2 separate regions of the Mus musculus genome follow, and region 1 is linked to region 2. The links are chromatin loops, found by intact Hi-C in ENCODE. Cell type or tissue: heart. All regions are shown on one strand.

What was found. Hi-C counts contacts between places; a loop is a spot of excess contacts. Peaks named below come from ENCODE experiments on the same cell type or tissue, not always from the same donor. Only the 100,000 strongest peaks of a DNase experiment are listed, where the experiment ranks them.
Region 1: a loop joins it to region 2, with 4 times the contacts of the local background. A loop is called at or near these places in 1 of 42 quality-filtered maps.

Annotation. Positions count from the first base shown.
Region 1 is chr7:19,621,517-19,629,516 of GRCm38, forward strand. Relb (avian reticuloendotheliosis viral (v-rel) oncogene related B) reads right to left here and starts at 7,922. Exons shown (of 12, transcript NM_009046.2): 1 at 7,675-7,922; 2 at 6,407-6,454; 3 at 1,410-1,418. The coding sequence starts at 7,726. In heart, no CTCF peak of the experiment used is centred here; DNase peaks (open chromatin) are centred at 6,425 and 7,145; H3K4me3 peaks cover 1,667 bases; H3K27ac peaks cover 1,667 bases; H3K27me3 peaks cover 958 bases.
Region 2 is chr7:19,694,289-19,702,288 of GRCm38, forward strand. It overlaps Apoe (apolipoprotein E), which reads right to left and starts at 4,900. Exons shown (of 4, transcript NM_009696.4): 1 at 4,723-4,900; 2 at 3,900-3,965; 3 at 3,191-3,359; 4 at 1,956-2,815. The coding sequence starts at 3,942. The coding sequence ends at 2,092. Tomm40 (translocase of outer mitochondrial membrane 40) reads right to left here. Exons shown (of 10, transcript NM_016871.2): 10 at 7,025-7,569. The coding sequence ends at 7,430. In heart, CTCF peaks have their summits at 4,046 (motif pointing right) and 6,985 (motif pointing left); DNase peaks (open chromatin) are centred at 603, 4,853, 6,863, 7,293 and 3 weaker places; H3K4me3 peaks cover 4,146 bases; H3K27ac peaks cover 6,986 bases.

The DNA.
Region 1 (8,000 bases), 73 kb before region 2:
TGGGTTCCAGGTCAGCACCACATCCAATCCCAGCCCCAGGGAAGTAGAGAGATGAGGAGCAAGCATTTAAGAGCATCCTCAGCTAGATGGTTATTTTAAGGCCAGCCTGAGCTACTTTTTTTTTTCTTGATTTTTCAAGTCAGGGTTTTTCTATTGTAGCCATAGCTGTCTGGAACTCACTCTGTAGACCAGATTGGCCTCAAACTCACAGATATCTGCCTGCCTCTGCCTCCCAAGTGCTGGGATCAAAGGCGTGCGCCACCACCGCCCAACTTCAACCTGGGCTACTTGGAACCGTCTCAAAAATAAACAAAACCCTCCTTAAAGTCCATTCTCTCAGAAAAACAAAAAACCCAGCTGCACCCCTTATTTCTTGTACCCACCTAGCTTGGTGACCTTCAGGGCTGTGAACTTGTTCTTCCTCTCTCCTGGTTCCCAGCTTTCCCTCCATTCAACCCATTAGGCACCTCATGCTGCTGCCCCCTTCTGTGAAAGCCACACCTCTTTACCTTGCTCCCTTTTTCTTCCTGTCCCTTTATCTCTCTCTTTTTTTACTTTGTAGCCCAGGCTAGCCTAAAACTCACTATGTACACTATGTAGCTCAGACTGCACTCAAATTCTGCCTCTCTCTCATTGTCTTCTTCTTCTTCTTCTTCTTCTTCTTCTTCTTCTTCTTCTTCTTCTTCTTCTTCTTCTTCTTCTTCTTCTTCTCTTCCTCCTCCTCCTCTTCCTCCTCCTCCTTCCTCCTTGATTGGTTTGTTTGTTTGTTTGTTTTTTGAGACAGAGTTACACTTGCTCTGTAGGCCAGGTTGGCCTTAAACTCAGAGATCTGCCTGCCTGTGTGGCCTTGGTGCTGGGATCAAATGTATGCGCCACCCCACCCCACCCCACCCCACTCCCTTGGCTCAAATTCTCTTTGATCTTCCCGCCTCCAACTGTGAGTGTGGAGTTTCAGGCGCGGGATCTGATCTTCCTGCCTCTACCTGTGAGTGCAGAGGTCCAGGCATGAGATCTGGGCACGCCTGGCGGCACTATGTCTTCCCAGGCACTTCCATCTGCCAAGCCTCATCCTACCCTCCCTTTCTCCTGCTCAGTCTCTGTTCTCTTCTGACTCCACAGTCCACACTGTTAGCTCCTCCTCCATGGTAGTGATTTAGTTTTGGTCAAAGCTGGATTCTTGGTGCCTGGCACTGGGCCTAGTACAAGAAAGACCCCTGCCACCCATGAGTGAGCACCGGCCACAGAGGACAGAAATACAGATGGCTGCTGAGTGTGCTGGAGCTCCGAAGCATCCCTTGCTCAGATCCCCTCAAACCACACCAGAGCCCGCTCCCATCAAACAAGGTGTGTCCCAGCTTTACCAACGCTGGGACCCTCATCCTCCCAAACACCTGCCTTCTGATACTCACCCAATTCATCTGTGGAAGGAAGAGAAAAGAAAGGTGAAGGTCAGACACCATCAGACATGATATCTAACACAGATTCCCCCACCCTGTCCCCAAGGCAGACTTCCTGGGGCTTCCATCCCCAATCTTCTTAATCCCTTCCCGGGCTCTCCCTTCAGTTCTTAATGCTGGGGGCCCAAAAGAACTCAAGAGCATCCCCCAACACCTGCCATCCACTAAAACCCTCAGACCAGGATGATAGTGTTGCCAGGAACTTGTGGAACAGGGGGGAGGGGGAGCTGTGAGTGGATTTGGGGTGTGTATATGTGTAGCTGACAGACATGAGCAATTCTAAATAAATTCTGTACAGGTTCCATCCTGAAAGTCCACCCTGGGCCCGAAGAAACGGATCAAACCCTGGGTGCTGTCCACTCTGCACCCTAGCCTAGCTCCCAAAATCTCAGGCTCACCCCTACTTTGCAGAGGGGATGGATGGGAAGGAAAGGGCAGCAGCCATGCTACATACCTAGTGAGACCGCATCACTTCCCTAGTAAATATCAACAATGAAGTAGTGGAAACCAACCTCCCATCATTCCCCAGACAGGACTAGAGGAAGCCAGAGGAAGCAAATGGGTCCAGAAGTCACTCAGCAGGGAGGGTCACCCAACTGTTATTATGAAAGCTACTGGCTGGGGACTGAGCACACACTACCCCAGTATCTGCCAGATCCCTCCTCCTCCATTGCCTCCTGCCCTTCCTTTCTCCACACTCCCGGGAGTGGCTCCTGGCAGCCAGAACTTTGCCCCTTAGAAGGCAGCTTTCACATATCCTTATCTCCATGAGATCAGTAAATGCCAAGTTCCCTTCCAGAGAGATGGGGAATGCTAGGGCTTTGAGACCAGAGGGGACCTGACAAGACCAACCTCAAAATACTTTGTTTTGGAAAACCCTTCTTAGATAGCCATGCTGGATGAATCCAGAGATGCAGAGACAAACTTGAATTTCCAGGTATTGTGGCATGCGACTGTAATCCCAGCACTAAGATGATGAGGCAGGAGGACTGCCACTAGTTCCAGGCCAACCTGGGCTACACAGTGAGCTTCAGGGCAGCCTAAGCCAGACTAAACCTAAACTCAGGAAATTCTACTTGGGGCTCCTCAACAGACTCCTGGGAGCTGGGTGTGAGGCACCCCTTTGCCATCCTAGCTCTCAGGATGTTGTGTATGGAGGACTGTGGTCTCCCAGGCTTCCAGGAAACATGGCTTCCAGGCTGTGCATGCGGGCGGGGTCCAGAAGATCCCAACTTGCCTGTCATATGTCTCACTAAGACACACTGAGCTTGAGAACTGAATAGTGGGGACCATGCCTGCCACATTCTCACTTTACCCAGAGTTCAGCTTGTGTCTGGCACATCAGAAGGAAGGAATTTGTCCTTCCACCTGCCCTGTTCCATCAACCTGTCTCCACCCTACTTTTGAATGTCACTGACCTCCCCCAAGAACTCTTCACAGCCATCACTGCCTTTTATAATCGCACCTTTGTTTATAGACTTGCTTCCTTGTCTGGGTAGGAGCCCTGTAAGCACGGGGCTGGGACTATCTTGGTCACTGCTGTGTCCCCAGCAATGACCAGCACTGAGTCAGATGTAGAATTTGTACTCAATAAATAATAACCTAACAGATGCTATCAGGATCAACTTGTTGGGGACCTCAATGCTGTGATTCGGACTATACAAGCCTCAGCTCGCTCCTGTCCTGAACCAGCATTTGTGTCACTCCGGTCTCCAAAGCCAGCCCTACCTTTCTACACCTCTGAAACTCCCATTTTCTATACCTGCAACAGGCCTTCTGGTATCCACCCTGGGAGAAGTCTAGGCCTAGCCAACCACTGAAGCTACAGAGCTCTCACACTGATAAGATCCAGCTGCCTCTGTCCTTGAACTCTCAGGAGATAAGTTATGTTTCTTTTCTTTCTTTCTTTTTCTTTCTTTTTTTGATTTGTTTTGTTTGTTTGAGGTAGAATCTCACTATATAAACAGGATGACTTCAAAGTCGAGATCTTCCTGCCTCAGCATCCCCAAATATGGGGACTCTGGGCATGTAATAAAGGTTGTGATGCTAAAGTCCTGTTTCCCAATTGGTTCTTGATCTATCAATAAAAATGCCAGGAGCCAATTACTGGGCAGAAAGAAAAGGCGGGACTCCTGGGTCCCTTCACCATGCTTGGAAGGGAGAAAAGTCAAGCAGCCACAATTAAATTTGTTTATAAAAGTTGTCATGGTTGGGTCTGGAGAGATGGCTCAGCGGTTAAGAGCACTTACTTCTCTTCCAAAGGTCCTGAGTTCAACCACATGGTGGCTCACAACCATCTGTAATGAGATCTGATGCCCTATTCTGGGGTGTCTGAAAACAGCTACAGTATATTTACATATAATAAATCAATCAATCAATCAATCAATCTTAAAAAAAAAGTTATCATGATCATGGTGTCTCTTCACAGCAATAAATACCCTAACTAAGACAGGGTAGAACCCAGGGACTTGAACTTTTAAATAAATGTTTTACCACTGGGCAACACCACCAGCCCTTGAGGGTTTTTTGTTTATTTAGTTCACTTTGAGACACAATCTCTTATGTTACCCAGTGTACTGGCTGGTTTTGTGTCAACTTGACACAGCTGGAGTTATCACAGAGAAAGGAGCTTCAGTTGAGGAAATGCCTCCATGAGATCCAGTTGTAAGGCATTTTCTCAACTAGTGATCAAGTGGGAAAGGCCCCTTGTGGGTGGGACCATCTGGGCTGGTAGTCTTGGTTCTATAAGAGAGCAGGCTGAGCAAGCCAGGGGAAGCAAGCCAGTAAGGAACATCCCTCCATGGCTTCTGCATTAGCTCCTGCTTCCTGACCTGCTTGAGTTCCAGTCCTGACTTCCTTTCATGATCAACAGCAATGTGGAAAGTGTAAGTTGAATAAACCCTTTCCTCCCCAACTTGCTTCTTGGTCATGATGTTTGTGCAGGAATAGAAACCCTGACTGAGACACCCAGTATGGTATTTTGAATAAGAATGGCTCCCGAAGACTCATGTTTGAATACCTGATCTCCAGTTGGTGAAACATTTTGTAAAGAGTTAATAAGTGTGGCCTTGTTAGAGAAGGTGTGTCACCAGGCATGGACTTGGAGGATTCAAAAGTTCCCACCATTCCTAGTCTCCTCTCCCTCCCTCCATCTCTCCCTCTGTTTCTCCCTCTCTTTCTCTCTGTGGCTCTCTGACTTAAGCTTAGGGATCAGAAGGTGAGCTCTCAGATAGTACTGCAGCCTATGCCTGCCTGCCTCAAGCTAGTCTCCCTACTAACACGGTCATAGGCTCACCCTCCAAAACTGTAAGTCTCAATAAATCCTTTGTCTTGGTCGTGGTGGTTTGTCCCAGCAATAGAAAAACAACTAAGACCCTCAGAGAGGCCTTGAACAAGACAAGTAGCTGAGGATGGCCTTGAACTCCCTATCTTCCAGTTCTCACCCCCTAGGCACTGGAATCACAGGTGGGAACCAATAGGCCCCATTTTATAGAATGCTGGGTCCAACACAGGGCCTTGCACATGCTAGGTAAACTCTCAACCGAGCTACATCTTCTATCCATCTTGTTTGTGGGTTGTCTGTCTTTGTTTTGTGTTTTAATACAAGGTCCCACTATCAGCCTCAAATTTGTGCCCATCCCCCTGCTTCAGCTTCCCCTGTGCTGGGAACATTACAGAACAGTATAGGCATGTACTGCTTTTACTGGCAATAGTTGTTGTTGTTGAGGCAGGGTCTCTTCCTGTAGACCTGGCTGTCCTGGAACTCACTATGTAGCCCTGGCTGACCTCACTGAGATCTGCCTGCCTCACTATGTAGACCAGGCTGGCCTCACAGAGATCTGCCTGAGTATAAAGGAATAGACCATCACTGCCTGCTCCCTCTCCCTGCTTCACCAAGGGTCTAGATAATTTAAATGGACATGGTCTGAGAACTATGATAGTCTAACTAACTGCTATTATTACTCTTATTATCATGACTATGCCACTAACAGCTACTATGAACTGGAAGGCTATGAATTTGTAAGCATCAACTCATTTAACTTTCTCTATCTCCAAAAAGGAACAAATGGGTATGAAACAGATGAATAAAACTGAGGTAGTTTTAGGGAAATCACGTGAGGGGGTGGTAACATCATGTCTGAAATTCAGTTCCAAGGCCCAAAATAATGGATGATGGAGAACATCTAAAAGAGCCTTTACTTAGGGGGTCAGCAAATAGAACTATACAAGCTTCTAACAGTCTTGACAATATGGGCACGTAAGGAATAAAACAGGGAGAGACAACGCTGTGATTATAAAATGAAAAAGGGGTACTAATATATGTTTTAAGGTGTGTGGTGAGGTATGGGGGAAGGGGGTGCCTCCGTGGGCCCATGCCAAGGCATCCCTTCCCTGAGGGACCAGCCACTCGAAGGTTGAAGGTCGGTATAGTATAGAACAGAGTTTATTTAGGGCATGGGGAGGGGAGTTAAGAGAGTAGTAGAAGCCGGGCGTGGTGGCGCTCGCCTTTAACCCCAGCACTTGGGAGACAGAGGCAGGCGGATTTCTGAGTTTGAGGCCAGCCTGGTCTACAAAGTGAGTTCCAGGACAGCCAGGGCTACACAGAGAAACCCTGTCTCGAAAAACAAAACAAACAAAAAAGAGAGTAGTAGAAGCAGAGAAAGGCAGAGAGAAGTAGAGAAGTAGAGGCCAGCCATGACCACGTGGAGAGAAGGGGAAAGGGAATGGGGAGAGAGGGGAGCAAGGGAGCAAGATGGAGGGGATGCATCAGCCCCTTTTATAGTGAGCCAGGACTACCTGGCTATTGCCAGAGAAATGTGGGGGTGGAGTACAGACAGAGTACCAACAGACAAAGCTTGCAAAGTGGGTACACTCATTCCCTCTCCACGGGGGCTCCTCCAATCCCATTTCCTACAAGCAGGTGGGCAGGGGCTGTGGGGGTTGCTCACCTGTGGTCCTGGAGACCGTTAGTGACAGGGAAGAGAGGTCACTGGAACCTGTGAGATGGAGACCTGGATTAACAAACAATGCAGGACCAGAGACTCTGATGAGCCTGCTCCTCTCTCTGGCTTGGTCCCTTGAATAAAGTCCCTCCTCCTTACCGAGCTCAGGTGCAGGCCAGCCTTCTCTAACTCCTTTTTTTTTTTCTTGGTTTTTCGAGACAGTGTTTTTCTGTATAGCCCTGAGCTGTCCTGGAACTCACTTTGTAGACCAGGCTGGCCTCGAACTCAGAAATCCGCCTGCCTCTGCCTCCCAAGTGCGCCACCACAACCGGCTCTTCTCTAACTCTTGAAAAAAGTTCTGGCTTTTCGTTTCTGCCTTTGACTCCGCCAATCATCACTCAATATCCGCTACTTTCCCCATTAAGGTGGGACTTGGAGGACTCCTGATGCCTCAGGAAAACCCCCGTCTCCGTTCTTCCCTCAGGGCGAAATCCGAGCCCCAATACTTCGTCACTGGAGAACTTTCCTCTCCCCCATCTCGCTGCAGGCCCCGCCCCTTTTCAATCCCATCGTCAGGCCCCGCCCTTCGTTTTCTAAACAGGCCCTGCCCTTTCCCTAGACCTGCCACTACGCCCCACTTTCCCCCACCCCAACCCAAGGGTAAGTCCCGCCCACTCACTGAGCCACACACCTCTTCTTGCTCTTGGAGCCTGACCCCGCCCCTATTTCCTGTCAAGCACAGTCCTGGATCCTCCTCCTCGAGGTCAGGCACCGCTCCTCCTTAAATCTTGAAGCTGGGCCCCGCCTCTTTCTTTGCCTCTAAAGGCCTAAGCCTTGCGGGAGAAGGGTCCCCCTTGTTTGGAGAGAATAAAGCCACTTCCTCGAATTAGGCTCCGCCCCTTACTCCTAAGAGCAGCCTCACCCACTCTGTAAACCAGAAGCCTCCTCTGAGTTTGCCCCGCCCCTGTGTGTATGGCTCCTCCCCTTCAGAGTTATGCCCCGCCCCTCCTCTCGACCGCCGCCCGGCCCGCCCCCTTCTTTGCCTCAGGCTCAGGCCCCGCCCCCTTCTCACTCCTTAGCGGGACGCCTAGCCTGTATCTCCCCGGCAAGACCCTTCACCATCCTCTACCTTCTGCCTTATCCCTCGCGCAGTGTCCCCGCCACCCTTGTACTCTCCGCACCGAAGCGCGAATCCTGCGGAAACCCGCAGATGACTCCGAGCGCCCCGAACTCCCCGAGCCCGAGCCCCGCCCCAGAGGTTCCACTCTGCTTACCCAAGGCCCCTAGCTCGGGCGCGGACTCTCTGGCAGCGCGGCGACTCGGCATGGCCCGGCCCGTAGGGACCGACAGCCCGAAGGCCAGCTCAGGGCGAGCGCACACGAGGGCAAGCCGGGCAGTCGGACAGCCCGGTCGGCTGGGACGATCACCGGCCGGGCAAGCGGTGCAAGGCTAGGGCCGAAGGCCGGGCTGGACGCACGGCGCCCGGGGCTGCGGGGGGCGCCGGGCCGAGCGGGCGGCGGGCGGGGGCGGGGCGGCGGAATTCCCCGGCGCCGCCGGCCTGCGCACCCATTGGCTCGTACCCCTCCGTGACGTCACGTCA
Region 2 (8,000 bases):
ATGAGGAGGATGTGGCTCGGTTGGTTGATGACCTGTCCAGCATGCAGGAAACCCTGGATGCCATCTGTATAGCACCACATAAAACTGGGGGTTAGGATCACACATTGTCTACCCAGTACCGAGGACTCGGAGCCAGGAAGACCAGAGTTCAAGGTCATCCTTGGCTCTACAGTGAGTTGGCAAAAGAGTAGCTCTGGGTACACGAGGCCTCGTTTCAAACCAGTGAAAACAAACTCTCTTCTGTAGAATTAACTAAGTTCTCAGATAGGCCTAGTGGCGCGAACCTGTAATTCCAGCCTTTGAAGATGAGGCAGGAGGGTTCAGAGTTCAAGGCCAGCGTGGCTCAAATAACATCACAATAATTCAGGTCTTCAGAGGGAGACATTCCCTCTATACTCTCCCCTCATCTTGATATTTGAGAGTAGTGAGGCTCTGGGGGTGTGCTCCTAGCCCCTGGGCATGAAGTGTGGCTGTCTAGGGCCCTGTCACTAGCCCACCGACCCATCTTCTCATTGGGCCTAATGAGTCATGTGTGGGAGTGGTGCCTGCCTCCAGATAATGCTGAGTTTGATGCCAGGAAAAGCTGCAGGCTCGGGGTGTGCCAGAGGCAGTTGAGTTCTGAAGCCTTGGCCCGACCCAAGACACAGCTCAAGCCCTAGCCTGCCCCTGTTAGTGGGAGCCCTGCTGAGTCCCTGAGAACTGAGGGGGTGGGAGGAGAAGCCAGCCAGGGGCTCTCCAGCTTCCACCATGACCCCTTTGAGTACCAGGACATGGGGAGAATGGTTTTGTGTCCCCAGCCTGAACTCACTCTCCATACACTTGCTGGGAAAGTCAAAAGGCATGCAGCACAGGCAGGGGAGAAAGAATGGGGCTAAGGCCCCATGACCCAGAGGGAGCAAAGATCCAGCTAACTTCAGAGCAAGGGAGAAAGGCTGAGGTTCCAAAAGCCACGTAGAAACCGTAGAAACCGCCAACCAAAGGCCCAGAGCAAAAGAAACCGCGGGAGGGTGAGATAACAGAGGATCAGGAAAACAGGAAGCCAGAAAAGGAAGCCTAGAAGGGAAAAAGAGGAGAGACAAGGCAAGGAGAGGGTGTCAGATAAGACTAGAGCGGAGGAGGAGAGATAAGACAACCAGAAAAGTAAACACCGCCTGGCGACCCTGGTCTCTTACATGTTGATTGATTCAAGGCATAGCTGTGCAGTGGGTGCTTGGGAAGTTGGGAAAAGTAGCCCAACTGACCCACATGAAGTGGTACATGCCTTTCTCAGTTCCTGTAGAGATTGATTTGAAAACAAAGATTCAAATATTCAAGACCAAACTAGGCTAGAGGGAGTGCAAGGAAAATCAGTTGAGATCCTATTTCAGACTAAAAAGAAGGGTGGATATAGCTAAATAGAAGAGCCTGTACTGGGTGCTGGAGAGATGGCTCAGCAGTTAAGAGCACTGACTACTCTTCTATAAGTCCTGAGTTCAATTCCCAGCAACCACATGGTGGCTCACAACCATCTGTAATGGGACCTGACGCCTGAAGACAGCTGCAGTGTACCTTATACATAAGATAAACAAATCTTAAATAAATAAATAAATAAAATGAGCCCATGCCTAGAATCCAGGGGTAGGGGGCGGTGAAGAGCCCCAGAGGCTGTGGGTGTGGCTCAGTGGTAGAGCTACTGACTAGAATTCCCGTAGTGAGGGGCTGGAGGGGCGTGACTCAGTGGTAGATATGATTCCCCAGTGAGGGGCTGCGGGTGGCTCAGTGGTAGAGCCCCTGCCTAGAATCCCCCAGTGAGGGGCTGTGGGCGTGGCTCAGTGGTAGATCACTTGTTCTTTTATGTTGCTAGGTCCTAGGCTTCATTTCTATTGCTGCAAAACCACCTCCCTCTACAGATAGTGACAGGGCCATGGAATGTGTGCTAGGTAAGGCAAAAAACAATAAACTGAGGCTGAAGCTGATTGGAATCACTCACAGAGACTCAGAATGTGCTCGGAGAATCTTTATTAAGCAAGGGCCACCAGAGGGCCAGAGAGGTGCTTGAGACAGGGCCACCTGGCTGGATATGGATGTTGTTGCAGGACAGGAGAAGGATACTCATTGATTCTCCTGGGCCACTGGGGTGATGATGGGGTTGGTAGCCACAGAGGCCTGTATCTTCTCCATCAGGTTTGCCCACTGGCGATGCATGTCTTCCACTATTGGCTCGAACCAGCCCTTGAGGCGGGCCTGGAAGATCTCCGCCTGCAGGCGTATTTGCTGGGTCTGTTCCTCCATCTTGGAGCGCACCTCCTCCATGTGCTCACGCACCTCCTCTAGGCGGTCACGGGCCTGGTTGCCCACTTCCTCCAGCCGCCCTCGGATGCGGTCACCAAAAGCCTGGGCGCGATCGCGCAGAGGCTGGGCGGCCCCAGCGCCTAGGTTGGCAGTGCGCTGGCGACCTTGCTCCACCAGAGGCCCCAGGCGCTCACGGATGGCACTCACACCGCGCTCGGCGCCCTCGCGTGCCCCTGCCTTGTACACAGCTAGGCGCTTCTGCAGATCCTCGGCATCCCGCATCAAGCGCTTGCGCATCTTGCGCAGGTGTGTGGAGAGCCGCGCCCGTATCTCCTCTGTGCTCTGGCCCAGCATGGTGTGCACCTCGTTGCGGTACTGCCCGAGTCGGTTGCGTAGATCCTCCATGTCGGCTCCGAGTCGGGCCTGTGCCGCCTGCACCTCTTTGCCCAGCCTGGCCCGTGTCTCCTCCGCCACTGGACCCAGCTGTTCCTCCAGCTCCTTTTTGTAAGCCTTTACTTCCGTCATAGTGTCCTCCATCAGTGCCCTGCAGGCCCAGAGGAAACACAGGAAGGAGATGAAGGCAGGACAGAAGGGCCAGAAACCACAGAGCAAGAGGTGATGGTACTCGCTTGTGTTCCCAGAAGTTGAGAAGCTGCGGCATAAGAATTGCAGAGCCTTCGAAGCCAGCTTGAGTTACAGAATGGGATCCTGTCTCAAGAAGCCAAAAGCCAATCGACCAAGCAAGTAATAAATGTCTGTTCCTCCCAGCATCCAGAAGGCTAAAGAAGGCAGGAGGATTCAAGGCCAACCTGGGCTACACACTAATTGAGAAAGGAAACAAGAAGGGGCTGGGGACCCAGATAGGAGGCAACCCTGGATCAGCTGGTGCCTGCCGAGGGTGAAAGAGCTGGACACTCACGTCAGTTCTTGTGTGACTTGGGAGCTCTGCAGCTCTTCCTGGACCTGGTCAGACAGCGTCTGCACCCAGCGCAGGTAATCCCAGAAGCGGTTCAGGGCCTGCTCCCAGGGTTGGTTGCTTTGCCACTCGAGCTGATCTGTCACCTCCGGCTCTCCCTCGGCTAGGCATCCTGTGTAGAGTAAGTTTAAGGCTGGGTCAGGACCTACAGTCTTTTTGGGTCTCTTTGAAGTGGGTCTGGAGGCTGTGGAGTCTGTTTAGATACTACAAGCATGCACTGTCTTGTATCCTATGTAGTTCAGAGCCGAGACTAGGCAGGTGTGGAATTAGAAAATGTATACCCCACTTTTAAGAGCAACTAAGAAATCAACTTTTTATTGTGTGTGTGTGTGTGTGTGTGTGTGTGTGTGTGTGTACCCTTGGAGGTCAGAGTTCTAGAGGGAATTGGCTCTCTCCTTCCACTATGTTGGTCTCAGAGTTAAGTCTTCAAGCTTTATGATAAGCACCTTTACCCACTAAGCCATCAATCCTCTTATAGTTAGGGGAAATCAAGGCCTAAAGAGTATATAAAACAGCTGCTCAGGGCTATTGAATCTCAGAGAGGTCTCAGAACCGCCTCAGCCTCAACCCACCAGCAGAAGAGATCTAGGGCTAGAATAGAGTCCACAGAGGAGCAGAAAAAGCGGCACCACAGCAAGTCCTTGCTCCATACCTGTCAGCAATGTGACCAACAGCACGGCCCACAGAGCCTTCATCTTCGCAATTGTGATTGGCCAGTCTGCGGAGGGAAAAATTGTCTTTGAACACCAGGGGGCGGGGGTGGAGGGACTCCGGCCACCCAGAGAACCCCATCTTCCCTTCTCAGATCTGTGAGCCATCACAAACATCTCCAAAACAGAGCACCCGCTCTTCCCAAAGGTCTGTTTACCTCCCCTTGCCGAGTTCGCTATCTCGGCACCCCGGGGTGGATCCGCTGCCAAAAATTCCAGCTCCCTCTCCTAGGGTTCAAATTCCACTTCACAGAGGGCCAGCGGGTGGTCCAGCTTACATTCCTCTTTCTTCCCGGCTAAGTCCTGCTTTCCATTTTGTGTTAATTTAACACGATTTTTAATCGTCCTCCATCCCTGCGAAGTGGTACCCTCCCACAACTACAGAACTTAGGGAGCTCAGCCATGAGGAGCCACAGTTTGAAACCAGTCCGGGTTACTTGGGGACTGTGATGGAAATCAGTAGGTATTTATATAAAAGCAGCCTAAGGCTCATCCCGAGTTTTTTCGCCATAGGATGGTTCCTAGTTGAGCCGGTACGCCGTGCACCGACAGTCCCGTACTCCTTCCTGGAGGTAACCCCTCCACCTGCTCTGACTCTGGCAAAGGCTAGTTACCTCGAGTCCTTAGTTTGTCCCCCAAGACTTCTATCGTGCTGCCTGCTTTTCCAATTCTTGTGCCTGTTTCCTGGACTCCGGGGGATCTCAAGGTTCCCAGCCCACATCCTACCAAGGTCCCTGGGTGAATCCCCAGCCCAGCTTGTCTTACCAGCTCCTTCCGAAACAAGTCCTTAGCCTCCAGGGTCTGAGCAGGGGATCGGATCCCAGACCGGTCCAATTATAGGACTCCCCCTGTCCCGCCCCCTCCTCAGGGCTAGGGCGGGCTGTGCCAGCCCCCTGTCACGAGGCGGGTTGTTCTCTCCCCCTTCACAGCAGGGCAGAGGAAAGAGGTGGAGTTTGGATGCCTTGTGACCCCCCGCTCCCCTCCCCCGCCAACAAAGGGAGCGGACACCTCATTGAATAATCCAGGCCTTGGTACTGGGGCACTGAGAACCGCTCCTTCCCTTTCCCCGCGGGGTCTGGTGCATTGTAAAGAAAAGAGCTGGCAGCCTAAATGGAAATGGGTGGGTGGGGGCTAAGAGGCTCAGCTTCTGGGGTGAAGATCGTTGTTCTGGGATCCCTCGTTGTTGATTCCTCCACCACAGGTGAACTCTTTCCATTCCAAGGCTGGGACGTGCTCCAGTTCCTTCAGGAGCTGTTCAGTGGTGGCTCCCGATGGGTTTGAAGCCATACATTAAGCCAAGCCCTGGGAAACCAAGCGTTGATGCTCCTGATCTGTTTCTGGCGATTGCCAGATGTGTCACCTTGGGAGGGAAGAGCTACCCCTACAGAGCACATTTTAAAAAGTTGTTTTGAGATAAGATTCTCAGGCTGCCCTCTAACCCACAAAGGTCCTTCTGCCTCTGCTGTAGCATGCTGGGACTGCAGGTGTGCACCCCTGCATGTGCATTTTCCACTCTCAAGCCACTTCTCTTTTCTTTTTCCTCATAAAAGCAGAAGAGCAGGAGCTGGAGAGATGACTCAGAGGTTAGGAGCACTGACTGCATTTCACAGGACCTAGGTTCAAAATCGCAGCACCCACACAGCAGCTCACAACTGTAACACCAAGATCTGCTACCCTCACGAAGGCATACATGCAGGCAAAACACTAATGCACATAAAAAAAAAAAAAAAAAAAAAAAAAGACAAGCCATAAGTCATTCACTGGAACATGGGTCTATAGTGCTAGCCATATGCAAAGCTGAGGCAGGAAGATCCCGAGCTCAGGTAATAGAATGAAGTCCTGGCTAAAAAGTGGAAAAGCCAGCTGGGCGTGGTGGCACATGCCTTTAATCCCATAATCCCAGCACTTGGAGGCAGAGGCAGGTGAATTTCTGAGTTGGAGGCCAGCCTGGTCTACAAAGTGAGTTCCAGGACCGACAGGACTACACAGAGAAACCCTGTCTTGAAAAACAAAAAAAAACCCAACAACAACAAAACCCCCAAAAAGTGGGAAAGCCATTGTACCTGGGAAGTCAGGTAGGACAAGGGGCTCAGAGACCACAGCAAGCTTGCTAGAAGCACTGCCTGCACAAGGTTCCCTGTTCCCAGCTGTTGATGGCAGGAGAGAAGCCACATAGCAGTGTTTGGCACCAGACACGGCAAAACATGATTCTGCAGGATGGGCAGAGGCGGAACACCTGGCTCCAAGGGTACGTACAGGGTGCCTGGCCAGGCCCAGGCCTGTTAGCTTTGGCTTCAGAAAACACTGGCAAGGACTGGGTGTGGTGAGATGATTTTCATGGGTTGCTAAGGGCCAGCTCCCATCTCCAGCCCAGGCAGTAGAGAGGGTCTTAGTGCTGCGGTCTAGGACACTGACCAGTTCATCGTGAGTCTTTGCTTCCCTTGGGATGCCATGAGGTGCAGCAGTGAGATGCAGAGCCCAATCTGAGGCCCTTATCGCACACCCCAGAGCAGGCCTCACGGAAAAGCACTATAGGGAACCCAGCAGCACCTGCCTGACACGTGAGGCCCAGAGCTACATCTTCAACAAAATTTAAAAAACAAAACAACTTGACATTTCCTGTTTCAGCCTGGGAAGGTGCTAGGGCCCGTTCCTCCCAGAGTAACTTTCCTTATTGTGCTGAACTTCCAGGAACTCCGTTTCTTCCTGAAGTTTCTGAGACCTCTGACCTTCCCACTGGGAGAAAGTCAGCACAAGCTACCACCTCAGCCCGTTTTGGGACAGGGAGGCTCCTGAGCCCCGTCTCCCTGCCCCCACCCTGTTTACAGAGACAAAGTCCTCTGCCAGCTCTCGGGGCCAGACTGCACAGAGGCGAGTGACCTGGAGCCACCCTCCTGGTGAGGCCAGGCCTCTGATGTTCCGGCAGTGTAAGTCCCCAAGAGCAGAGGGTGTGACCATGCCTGGCCAAGCTTTCTCTAAACTGCTTGGTGCTGCTGTGCTTTCTGAACCCTCGGCGCCGCCTGCTGGCAACCATGTCAACAACTGGAGAAAACCGAGGCCTCCCAGATCCTATTTTTTTTTCCACGTATATTTTTTGTTTTTTAAGTTTTTTTTTTTCTGTAAAATGTCCCGGTTTTCCATAACTTATAAACATGATTTCTATGGAGGGGTGGAGGGGGAAGTGACAGGCGGCTCGGCGCTCCTCTGCTGCCCTCAGGAGGACATCAAGTCTTTCCTTTCTGAGCCTGTGTACAGCCGCCTCTGCGCCTCTGCCTGGGCGCTCACAATCGAATGCCCTTCAGATCCCAGGACTCCCTCCGGGACCCCAGGCCCCCTGGGCACTGTCCCCTGGCGCTGGGGATCCTTGGGCATGGGAGGTCCCCTCCTTCCCACTGCCCCAACCCCAAGAGAGAGGGAGAGGAGGGGAGGGCAGCCGGCCCAGCGATGGTCTGCAGAGGAAGGACAGGAGGGCTCAGCCGATGGTGAGGCCGAAGCCACACAGGAACTTATTCTTGCGGTGGTTCAGGAAGGCGCAGAGGGACAGTGTCAGGGGCAAGGGCGGAAGCTTCTTCTCCAGCGTGGCGCCCACGATCCAGTTACTGTTCACAGAGCCTGTGGGCCGAGAGCGGGGCAGAGACTGGGTGGCTTGATGTGCCTGGCCACCCATCTCTATGGTAGCCACAACGGACCCGTATGTCCTAAGTCACAACCAAGGCCACTCCAGACCATCACAGCAACCCTTTAAGTGGCTCAACACCGCCCAGGCTTGACAAACCCATGTCACTGCGCAGAATGAGGTTCTGAACCTGGCTGTCACTATTCACACAGCTTCCCTGCTGTGCTGGCTAGTTTTATACAAGCTAGTCACCCCACCCCCACCTTTTTCTTTTTTTTCTTTTCTGAGACAGGGTTTCTCTGGGTAGCCCTGGCTGTCCCAGAACTTGCTCTGTAGACCAGGCTGGTCTTGAACTCAAGAGATCCAGCTGAGGGAACCTCAATACATATGTCTCCATTAGCTAGGGCAGCAGGCAAGCCTGTAGGGC